Linked DNA regions of Homo sapiens: region 1 is linked to region 2. Evidence: chromatin contacts called from ENCODE Hi-C or POLR2A ChIA-PET data. All regions are on one chromosome and are shown on one strand. Each heading gives the region's core, a stretch centred on a gene start or an enhancer-like site at or near the end of the contact. The rest is flanking DNA. Distances are from core to core; before and after follow the strand shown. Region 1 overlaps TNRC6C (trinucleotide repeat containing adaptor 6C). Region 2 overlaps TMC6 (transmembrane channel like 6).

What was found. Hi-C counts contacts between places; a loop is a spot of excess contacts on that map. ChIA-PET counts read pairs that join two places held with the same protein, here RNA polymerase II (POLR2A). Pooled maps may share reads with other maps.
Region 1: a loop to region 2 is called in a map of endothelial cell of hepatic sinusoid, with 4 times the contacts of the local background. The contact joins two enhancer-like sites. A Hi-C loop is called at or near these places in 2 of 168 maps with a recorded cell type or tissue (endothelial cell of hepatic sinusoid and prostate gland), 2 of 37 single-sample maps with no recorded cell type and 3 of 50 pooled maps. POLR2A ChIA-PET finds 5 or more read pairs at or near these places in 6 of 52 experiments (GM12878, HEK293, PC-3 and 2 more).

What each region holds. Positions count from the first base shown.
Region 1 is chr17:78,032,132-78,037,555 of GRCh38, forward strand. The region is part of intron 4 of TNRC6C (trinucleotide repeat containing adaptor 6C); the gene reads left to right. Among named protein-coding and RNA genes, the nearest start is that of TNRC6C, 76 kb to the left of the region's middle. Within about 2 kb of position 2,765, at least 3 of the 41 ENCODE cell types and tissues checked have a DNase peak (open chromatin) inside an H3K27ac peak, as active enhancers do.
Region 2 is chr17:78,111,140-78,117,113 of GRCh38, forward strand. TMC6 (transmembrane channel like 6) reads right to left here. Exons shown (of 20, transcript NM_001127198.5): 19 at 2,409-2,485; 20 at 1-2,072. The coding sequence ends at 2,009. Among named protein-coding and RNA genes, the nearest start is that of TMC6, 15 kb to the right of the region's middle. RefSeq lists an enhancer at 1,452-1,511. Within about 2 kb of position 1,637, at least 11 of the 41 ENCODE cell types and tissues checked have a DNase peak (open chromatin) inside an H3K27ac peak, as active enhancers do.

The DNA of each region.
Region 1 (5,424 bases), core at 1,515-4,014, 78 kb before region 2:
TTACTTTAGAACCCAGAAGTGAAAACTTTTCAGTAAAACCCTTTTCTCTCAATTTCCTAGTCTGTCTTATGAGTGCACACAAGCATTTTTTGCAGGGAGGTACAGATCCTTCCACTAGGCGTTTCTAACTGTAACTTAGTCATACACATTGAGCCAAGCCTATCTGATACCTCCTCATCCTAAGCCCTGCTTCTTGTTGCTTCCTTGCCTGTAACTAGTTGTTAGCTTTCTTTTGGCTCCTAAGAAAAATCACCACTTGTTTATTTGCTTTCCAGCTGCCAAAATGCAGATGTCTCTCATTTCCTGTCAGCTTCTTTTCCAATCTCCTTGACTTGATGGATTTGTACTTTTGAAAAATTCATGTACTGTAGTTTTAAGGAATTTTTGGAAGAGAACAAAGTATTTGTGGTCAACTGCCATGTTCTCTGTTAGATTCTTCAATTTTTCGGTTTCAAGTAACAACTAATAATTGGTGCTGTTTCTGGAATGGAAACTTATCTGCTCATAGTTGTGAAATTAAGGTCTGTAATTAGATGTGCAAGGAGGCTTCTTAGATTGGAATTTAAAAGAAACATGGCACAAGTCATATTCTTGTTTTCTTTCATGTGCTGCTTTTTAATATGGGTAATAATTCTAGCATGACGTAGAAGTATTTATAGCAATGTTTTTCAAAACTGTGACTTTGTAGTATAGTCAGAACTAATATTTTTAGACAACTTTACCAAGTCTCTTCAAATAGTCTTGGCTTTCGTCTGCTAACCACTTGGTAGAGGGGATGTAGGTCAATGATTGTCACCAAAAAGCAAGGCAGAAAAGATAAAATATATTCACTGACCAAGAATATAGTCTCATCTATTTAGTTGCCAGCAGTTTACAATCAAACATGCTACTTTCCCAATATGGTCCTTGGGAAAATCTTAACAGAGACAAGGATTCTATAGTTAGACCTAAATAGCTTGGTGTTTTAATTTAAGGGTCTTATTTTGAAAAACTGAATAAGAAATGTAACAGCCCTGCCTGTTCTGGTTGTATCTGGTTGTGATGTGATTGGTTGACAGTATTGCATCAGTTTTCTCATCAAATGCTGCTGGTGCAGAATGTTACTGGTATCTTCTTAGATAAGTAGAAAATAAGCAATTAAGTCAATAAAATCTTGCTATGATATAATATTCCCTCATTAAATATTTATCTCTGTAAATATAACATTATCTAAGAAAATACTCCTAGTTCATAGTCCTTCTAAAATATATATTGTAGGCTGGGCACAGTGGCTCACGCCTGTAATCCCAGCACTTTGGGAAGCCAAGGTGGGCGGATCACCTGAGGTCGAGAGTTCGAGACCAGCCTGACCAACATGGAGAAACCCAGTCTGTACTAAAAATACAAAATTAGCTGGGCATGTTGGCACATGCCTGTAATCCCAGCTACTCGGGAGGCTGAGGCAGGAGAATCGCTTGAACCTGGGACGTGGAGGTTGCGGCGAGCCGAGATCACGCCATTGCACTCCAGCCTGGGTGACAAGAGTGAAACTCCGTTTCAAAAAAAAAAAGGTGTGTGAGTATATATATAAATATACATATAAACACACACACATATTGAAGAACATAAATCATTTTATGGATTGAAAACATCTCAAAAAATTGATCAATCTATGTAGTGAGCATAAAATAAGAAATTCATTCTTGACTCCCAAACAAAAATCTTCATTTTATACCAATTTCATCTCTTCCTCAGTAGTCTCTGGTATCACAGCCAGATGCATCTTTCTAACTCACCACCCTTCACTGACGAGGGGTCCCCTCACAAACCTGCCGTGGTCACCTAGTTACTAATGCACAAACTCTCCGTTTTTCTCTCTGGCTGTGAAGGCCCTTCATAGCCGAGTCTCCCCAACATTTTCCCCGCCTACTCTCCATGGCCTACTTTTTTCTTTTCTTTTGAGACTGAGTTTCTCTCTTGTTGCCCAGGCTGAAATGCGATGGCACAGTTTTGGCTCACCACAACCTCTGCCTCCCAGGTTCAAGTGATTCTCCTGCCTGCCTCAGCCTCCTGAGTAGCTGGGATTACAGGCGACCACCACCATGCCTGACTAATTTTGTATTTTTAGTAGAGAAGGCATTTCACCATGTTGGTCAGGATGGTCTCAAACTCCTGACCTCAGGTGATCCGCCTGCCTCAGCCTCCCAAAGTGCTGTGATTCCAGGCGTGAGCCACCACCCCCCAGCCTCCATGGCCTACTTTCTATTATGATTGGGATTGCTTTCTTACTGTCTCACAAGTGTGCCATGCTCACTGTCAAGTCCCTCCCATGCACACATGCTTAATTGCTGCCCCCCCAACCCCCACTTTACTTCCAGTTCATTGTCCCCCCGCACCCGTGAGGCTTCCCCAAGCAGCTCTGTCTCCATTCTGTTCTCACAGGTGTAATATGCCCACTTTGTAACATAACACCTTTGCACTTACTGTATACTGTATATCCTATATTTTTTGCTGATTAGGTCATAAGAGTCTTGCCTTTAAACTAAGTTGGAAATATCCTATGAAGAAAATGTTTGAGGTCGGGCGTGGTGGCTGATGCCTGTAATCCCAGCACTTTGAAGCCCTGGGCGGGTGAATTGCTTGAGCTCAGGAGTTCGAGGCCAGCCTGGGTGACACAGCAAAACCCCCTTTCTGCAAAAAGTACAAAAATTAGCCAGACATGGTGGCATGTGCCTGTGGTCCCAGCTACTCAAGAGGCTGAGGTGGGACAATCGCTTGAGTCTGGGAGGTGGAGGATGCAGTGAGCCAAGATCGAGTCACTGCATTCCAGCCTGGGCAACAGGAAAAAATAAATAACGTCTCTGAGCTTTCTATGACTAAGCAGAATGGGAAAATCTCTGAACCATAGGTGAGGACTTGGAAACTAGAACTTGTTATGCCACCAACTAGTCCTTCCATTTCTCATCTAAAATGAGAGGTTTGAACCTCTCATGATCTCTAAGGTCCTTTCCCTTAAATTTCTGACTCAGACACCATTCCAATGACTTTGTTTGATTTTGTCAGTGGAAGGACTTTCAGGAACACTGTCCCATGTTGTTACGGTGTTGGCACAGGGATTGTAGGTGAGCATCAGCAAGCATGGAGGCAGTATGGCAAAGTGGTCAAGAGACAGGCCCAATCCACTTTCCAGACCCACCACCTCCTGTGTGACCTTGACCAAATCACCTTCACTCCCTGTACTTTTGACTCATCTTTGAAATGAAGAGATTCCTAATTTTGAAGATGAGCTATTTATTTCATATGCAGCACAAGGTCTTGCTTATAGTAGGTGTTGAGTAATGCAGGTGATAGTTGTTAGTGTGAGACTGGTGAGACTTTGAAATATACAACAAATATGTACCCATCTTTGAAACACCATTGTGAAGCAGAGTGTTCACAAATCCCAGCTACCTGACAGGCTGAGGGAGAAGGATCGCTTGAGCCCAGGAATTCAAGACCAGCATGGACAACACAGCAAGACCTGTTTCAAAAAAATAGTCAAAATTTTTGACTGACTAAATTCTAAAACAGTGCAGTAAAGCTTTCTCATCACTCTGTGATTTGTGTATATTTTGAAGTTTCACTTGTCCTTCCTAGAGTTCTCTTTTTCATATTATAGTTGTTTAATGAATTCACATCCAGGTGAAATTCTATTGGTGTATTCCCGAGGAGTAACCAGATTTCTGGTCGCAGTGAAAGTATTTTTAGATACAGTTTGAAATAAAAGCTCTTATCAACTTTCTTAAAAGTAATACATAGATTTTCATTGTACTTTAATCTGTCACTTTAATGTGGAAGTGACTCCTACGGTCACTTCTACATTAAAACAAAAAAACAGAGTTTTATTCATGATTACATTTCTCTAACTTGTAAGGTTCAGTTAAAAAGAAGTACAAATGCTGGGTCCGTAGAACTAAGACTGAATTAACCAAGCAGGGGGCCGCTGAGGGAGGCGTCCTTAGGAATTTAGCAGTACACCATTTCTGATGAAGAGCAAAGTGAAGCTTGGAGTTCTTTCAGCTTCGCACACGAATTTCTGTGTTTTTCCCAGGTGTCTTAGTACGTAAACTCTTTGTGCCCTCCCCCCAGGTTTTAGTGTGCTTAGCGAAAACTAAAGAAAGTGAAGTATTCGTGGAAGGAATTGACGGAGTTTGAGTCACCTTTGTCATAGTTTTAAAAAGCTGCACGGTGGAGATTTGTGGGCATCCTTGTTTCCCCATAACTGAGTATTTGACCAGTTGCCTGCTGCTTTCCCATGGAAGTAAGTGTTATAGTCCTGTACTGTGCTAATGGAAAACTTACGTGTCCATTCCAGTAAACAGAGAGGATTTACAGATAAAATTAAACAATAGAGGAGCAGAAATGGGAAAGTTTTTAAAGAGTTAAAAGTGGAATTTGTAGCGTTTTTAGCTGTGTAAGAATAGATAAAATGTATATTTATATACTGTTACAGTACAAGGCAACGGGCGAAATTAGAGAAGAGACTTACATAGGCCGGGCGCGTTGGCTCACACCTGTAATCCCAGCAGTTTGAGAGGCCGAGGCAGGTGGATCACCTGAGGTCAGGAGTTTAAGACCAGCCTGGCCAACATAGCGAAACCCCATCTCTACTAAAAATACAAAAATTAGCTGGGTGTGATGGTAGGCGCCTGTAACCCCAGCTACTCGGGAGGCTGAGGCAAGAGAATCACTTGAATCCAGGAGGCAGAGGTTGCAGTGAGCTGAGATCACACCACTGCACTCCAGCCTGGGTGACAGAGCAAGATTCCATTAAAAAAAAAAAAGAAAGAAAGAAAGAATGGAAAGAGACTTAGTCTGACAGTTATTTATTTCATTATTCTTTTTCTTTATATAGAATATGCTTCCTAACGAGATGTAAATAGTAGATTAATCTGACTCTTAAAACATTTTGTCATAATTCACCTTTTGATTTACATTAATCTGCAAGCTTGCTTCTATAGAAAATTGCAACCACACATTTTGCCATTTCTTAGACAAACTAGTGTACTGGCTTCACACTTTTTCACTCTTTTTCCTTTTCTTCCTATATGAGAATGTTCAGGCAGCAGTGCCACACTCGGCTTGCACAGCTCTGAGAAGGGAAGAAGATGCTAGCCTTTCAGAACGGTGGTTTTGTCATGTGTGTCTTCATTTGTTCATTGAGCAGAACATTTGTTGAATGCCTACCAAACATCACATACCCTGCACTGGGGATGGACAATTCATGAGTGAAGTGTTTTGGAATAACCAATAAGTAAGTCAGCCACTTCAAGGTATTGTAACAGAGATAAGCATAGAGTGCCACATGGGAAGGACAACTAACCCAGACTACGGATAGGGGACTGCAAGGAAGCCTTTCTGGTGGAGGTGATATGAGCTGAGTTTCAAGTTAGCTGTGCTGGGCAA
Region 2 (5,974 bases), core at 387-2,886:
GGTGTTCACCACATTCCAGCAGCACACGATCACAGCAACACCTCGGCCCCTCTCGATGAGATCACTGGGCCCCACAGCCTGGCCTGGTTGACACGAAAGACTGACTAGCACACACGGTAATTCTCCAGAAATATCCAGGCCAAGTTCTTCCACTTTCCTGTCATAAGCAGCTAGTACTGTCCTTTGTGAGGCTGGCAAGATGGGCTCAACAGGTCACAACCAATGATCATGCTGGCAAGCCAGCAGTGGCAGGCGCACGTCCCCAGCCAGAGAGGGACCGTGATGGTTTGGAGGACAGCATCTGCACAGATAGGGGCTGGAAACCCTACGTCGGTCCCTGTGGACTGTCACGTCACTTTCTGGACTGCCCACGCAGCTTCACCCAGCAGCACTCGCACCTGAAGATGCTGCCACAGTTGGCTGCCCAGAATCAGCACCAGCTACTTGCTGAGGCCCAGAAGCACCACTTGGCTCAGATCCACCCAGATGCCAACTCTGTCGGGCCCCTGTGGCAGCACCCAGATGTCTGCAGAGCACAGGAGCATCCCCATGGGATTGGGTGGGCTAGACCCAGCGTGGGGGTCTGCTAGCAGCCAGTGGCATCTCCATCTGGGTCTGACCCTTTTCTGGGCCCATCGCTCTTTGACCATTTCCCCACCTGGGTTCATTCCCCCAATCCCAAGCGCAGCTCCTGCAGGCCTGGAGCCCTGGGCTGTGACAGGCTGGTCCCCACAAGCCTGGAACCCTGCGCCGTGACGGGCTGGTCCCCACAGACCTGGAGCACTGGGGTCATGACGGGCTGGTCCCCGCAGGCCTGGAGCACTGGGGTCATGACGGGCTGGTTCCCGCAGGCCTGGAGCACAGGCTGACGGGCTGGTCCCCACAGACCTGGAGCACTGGGGTCATGACGGGCTGGTCCCCGCAGGCCTGGAGCACAGGCTGACGGGCTGGTCCCCGCAGGCCTGGAGCACTGAGGCTGACGGGCTGGTTCCTGCAGGCCTGGAGCACAGGCTGACGGGCTGGTCCCCACAGACCTGGAGCACTGGGGTCATGACGGGCTGGTCCCCGCAGGCCTGGAGAACTGAGGCTGACGGGCTGGTCCCCGCAGGCCTGGAGCCCTGGGCTGTGATGGGCTGGTCCCCGCAGACCTGGAGCCCTGGGCTGTCATGGGCTGGTCCCTGCAGACCTGGAGCACGGGGTCATGACGGGCTGGTCCCCGAATCCCTGTGCCCACCCCCCACAGCCTACGGTTTTCGGTATCCCACGGGCTCCTCAAACTCAGCCCAGTCAGACCCAGGATCACCACCCCCCAGCCAGCTGCTGGCAGCCAGAAGCAGGGGGCCAGCCCCACCTCACCAAGCCCTGTTCGCCTCCAAGCACAGGTGCTGGTTACCTATGCCTGGGAGGCAACTGTCCCCACAACTCATTTGCAACTGATATGTCTCCCCTCCAAGTCCCTCTCTAAATTTGTCTCCTGCTCCAGTAGATGCTACAGCATCACCCAATGGTTGACGCATCGCTCTGGTCACAATCCGTGCCTGCTCGGCTCACTTGTGCAGGTGTAAGCCCCTCCTGGGCGCGAGTTCAGGCTGGTCAAAGGCAGCAAGCGAATCAAGCCCTGGCGCGGTCCAGCCCCTGCCATCTGGGGCTTGGCCAGCAGAGGGCGCCCCCACTCCAGCTGAGGTTCCCAGGACCCAGACCTGCGCCTGGAGGTGGCCCCAGGGCAGCGGGAAGCAGGCCCCGGGTGTGGTCACAGACACAGAGCCCCAAGGGACAAGCCCATTTGCAAAACCCCTTTAATCAGAATAAATAGAGTCCCAGGCAGGGCAGAGTTCATTGGGGATGCCCAAGCCGGATTCACCCACCCTTCCAGCTCCAGCCTAGGCGCAGCTGCGGCTTTCGAGAGGCGAAACTGTCTTCCTTGTCCTGGTGTCCCAGCAGGGTCACTGGGAGGCAACAGTGTGGTCTCAGGGTGCTGGGCGGGCCCGTGAGGCCCATCGCCGTCCCCCTAGGCATCCTGTTCATCTGTGAGCAGGGCAGGGGGTGCCGCAGCCTCCTCGGTTGTCCCAACCCTGCCAGAAAGAGACATCACTGAGGGGACCCCATAAACATCAACATCCCTGCAACCTGGCTGGGCGCAGCCAAGGCCCGGCGAGGGACAGGCCAGACGCCCCACAGCCTTTCTCCTGAGATGTATTTTAGGTCCCTGTCAAAATGGCCAGGCTCCGGAGGCCAGAGAAGGCTCTAGAGAGAGTGAAGGTGGGCGCCGGGGGGGAGATTTTTGTAGGTCAAAAGCGGTCAAGTGTCAGCAATGTCGTGGTGTAGCCCCAGTGGCAGCCCTACTGTCCAGCCCTGGCCCCTCTCCCCTCCAGGCTCAGAGTGTCCCCAATCCCTCCACGGACCCTCACCTGCTCCTCTCCTCCCTCTCCTTCCTCTCGTAGATGGAGTGAAGCTTGTTGATTAAGAAGATTTTGTCCTCACCCTCCTAGAAAGGCCAGAACACAAAGGGGAGGAGAAATCATCCATCAGCCCATCCAGAGCCATCCTGTTCCAAACTGCATTTGAGGGAAAACTCACGAGGTGTATTCAACATCGCAAGCAGCAAAAACATAAAAGAAAAGGTGAAAGGGCCACCAAACAAGGACAAGGAAAAACCAAGAGCCAGGAAGTGGGCGTATGTGTGGATCTAAGCTTCCTAGTGGCCAAAGTGAAAAGGGAAATGTAATCAGCAGCCCAGAGCCAGCCTGACTCAATTTAAAACCAGCCCTGCCACGTACTGGCTCTGCCTTGGGTTACTAACTCTGTGACCTCAGTGGCAGCATCTGTAAAGGGGGATAATAACACAAGGCACAGGGTTTACATTAGTTTCCTGCTGCTGTCGTAACGAACTGTCATCAACTTCGTGGCTTAAAACACCACCGGTTTCTCAACTTTCAGTTCTGGAAGTGAGAAGTCCAAAATGAGTCTCACTGGGCTCCAGTCAAGCATGATCAGGGCTACATTCCTCCCGGAGGCTTCGGGGGAGAATCCTCTTCCTCGCCTTTTCCAACTTCTAGAGGCCCCTGGCTCTCAGCCCTTTCCTCCACTTCAAAGCCAGCAGTGGCTGCTCAAGTCCTGCTCACGTGGCACCACTCTGACCCTGACACTCCGGCCTCTGTTTTTCACCTCTAAGGACCCTGAGATCACGCTGGGCCACCACGATAATCTAGGGCCATCTCCTATCCAAAGTCAGCTGACTGGCAACTTTAATTCTACCTGCAATCGTAATTCCCCAGCCACGCAACGTAACGTATTCACAGGCTCCATCCAGTCTTAGGACGGGGACATCTTTGGGGCCAGTACTGGACTGACCCAGGGCTCTTTCGACAATGAAATGTGACAAGCAGAGGGGGCACTTAGCAAAGGATCTGGTGCACCGAAACACTGATCATCAGTGCCTGGGTCAGACCGGGATTCCCCGCCCGGAGCTTCACACAGAGAACAGGAGTTCTGTCAAGAGCCACACGGATTGGCTCTGGGCACCTGGCAACCTGGCTCAGCCTAGGAGGACCACTTAGAATACCTTCAAGGAGAGACCATGGGCCCCTTAAGCAACAACCTAAGTAGCTTCTATCGAGTTGCTGATGAGTATGGAGGGGCTGTGCACTTGAGCCATGCCGACCTGCACGGGGAAAACTCAGACCGACAGCCCCAAAGACGGGTCAGAGCTCGGCCTTGGGTAGACACCACAGCCAGCATCCGCCTGGAGAAAGGTCCTTCCCATCCCAGAGCAACGGTGGGTAGAGCTGGGATTCTCCCAGCACCACTCTGCATTCCCCGCCCGGACCCACCTGGCCCTACCTGGCCCCTGGGGGCTCTGAAATGCCACCCAGTAGGGCAGGAGCCATTCCCCACTTCCAATATCTACAGCCAGACAACCACCGCAGCCGAGATGCCAGGCTTTCAGCTCTATGTGGTGAAACGGGAAAGGCAGGAGATGGGACAGTGTGTACTACAGTGTTTACAACCCAAGCAATGTGGGAGCCGTCCCATGAGTGCTTGGGACGAGCTGGGACGAGCTGCCTGGAGCCCTGGATCCTGGCACCAACTAGCCAGCAGCAGGGTCACATGGCTGCCGAGGCCCACTGGCTGCACCCCGCCCTGCCCTCGCCTTGGCAGACGCCAGCCGCTGATCCCCACAAGCGCCCCCCTAGCCCTGGTGTGGAGCATGCCTAAGGACACTGGCACTCACCAGCCCCAGAGTGAAAACCTGCAGGAGGACAAATGGCAATGGGAGGGGATGGGGAGCCCTAGGGGGAGGGCAGAGCCCAGCAGCAGGACGCAAGCCTGGAAAAGCCACAGGACCTGCTTCACGGGGGGCCGTTCCCCAGGGGAGGGGCCTCGGGGAGGAGGCCAGGCTGGGTAGCCCGGGGGGAAAGTGCCTTGTCTCCAACTTGGTGGGTGCCCAGTGGGCAAGGAGGTCCTCCTGGGCAGAGAGGAGCGAAGGGAGTGGGCACAGGGGCGAAGGGAGTGGGCACAGGGGCGAAGGGAGTGGGCACAGGGGCGAAGGGAGTGGGCACAGGGGCGAAGGGAGTGGGCACAGGGGCGAAGGGAGTGGGCACAGGGGCGAAGGGAGTGGGCACAGGGGCGAAGGGAGTGGGCACAGGGGCGAAGGGAGTGGGCACAGGGGCGAAGGGAGTGGGCACAGGGGCGAAGGGAGTGGGCACAGGGGCGAAGGGAGTGGGCACAGGGGCGAAGGGAGTGGGCACAGGGGCGAAGGGAGTGGGCACAGGGGCGAAGGGAGTGGGCACAGGGACCAGCTGCCGGGTGGACAGTACTCCTGGGGGCTGCCTCTCCGGTATGGGGTCCGACCCCCTTCTGCAACTCACTCCCATGACACAGCATGAGGGCCTCAGCAACTCGCTCTGTCGCCCGGGCTGGAGTGCAGTGGCGCAATCTGGGCTGATTCTCCTGCCTCCGCCTCCTGAGTAGCTGGTACAGGTGGACGCCACCACGCCCAGCTGATTTTTGTACTTTTAGTAGAGACGGGGTTTTGCCATGATGGTCAGGCTGGTCTCGACCTCCTGACCTCAAGTGATCTGCTCACCTCGGCCTCCCAAAGTGCTGGGATTAGAGGCCTGAGCCCCCATGCCCAGGCTTTTTTTTTTTTTTTTTTATGAGACAGAGTTTCACTGTCACCCAGGCTGGAGCGCAGTGGCACAATCATAGCTCACTGCAGCCTCAACCTGGGCTCAAGCAATCTCCTCCCTCAGCCTCCCAAGTAGCTGGGACTACAGGTGCACACCACCACACCCAGCTAACTTTTAAAATTTTTATAGAGACGAGGTTTCACTCTGTTGCCCAGGCTGGTCTCGAACTCCTGGGCTCCAGCCATTCTCCCACCTTGGCCTCCCAAAGCATTGGGACTATAGGCATGAGCCCCACCACACCCGGTCAAACATTGTTTTCTTCATAAAAATGTTTTGGCCAGGCACGGTGGCTCATGCCTATAATCCTAGCACTTTGGGAGGCCAAGGTGGGTGGATTGCCTCAGGAGCTCGAGACCAGCCTGGGCAACACAGTGAAACTGCATCTGTACGAAAAACACAAAAAAGTAGCCGGAGTGGCGGCAGGCCCTGTACTCCCAGCTACTCGGGAGGCTGAGGCAAGACAGTTGCTTGAACCCAGGAGGCAGAGGTTGCAGTCAGCTGAGACTGTGCCACTGCACTCCAGCCTGGGTGACAGAGCGAGACTCCGTCTCCAAAAAAAAAAGTTTTAAGTCCTAACTCTCAACCTTAATCCACCTGTTTGTAAAATGAGTGAAGAGTCCATAGGGACCCAAAAATCCTCACAGAGACTGTCTAAACCCTCAGCGGGGCCACACCCGGGGGCTGAAATCACACCCCACCCCCCAGAGCCCTGGTCCCAGTGGGGCCCTGCGGGTCCTTGGGGATCAGGAGCCTGGCTCTGTCTCACGGCTACTTCGTCACTTGAT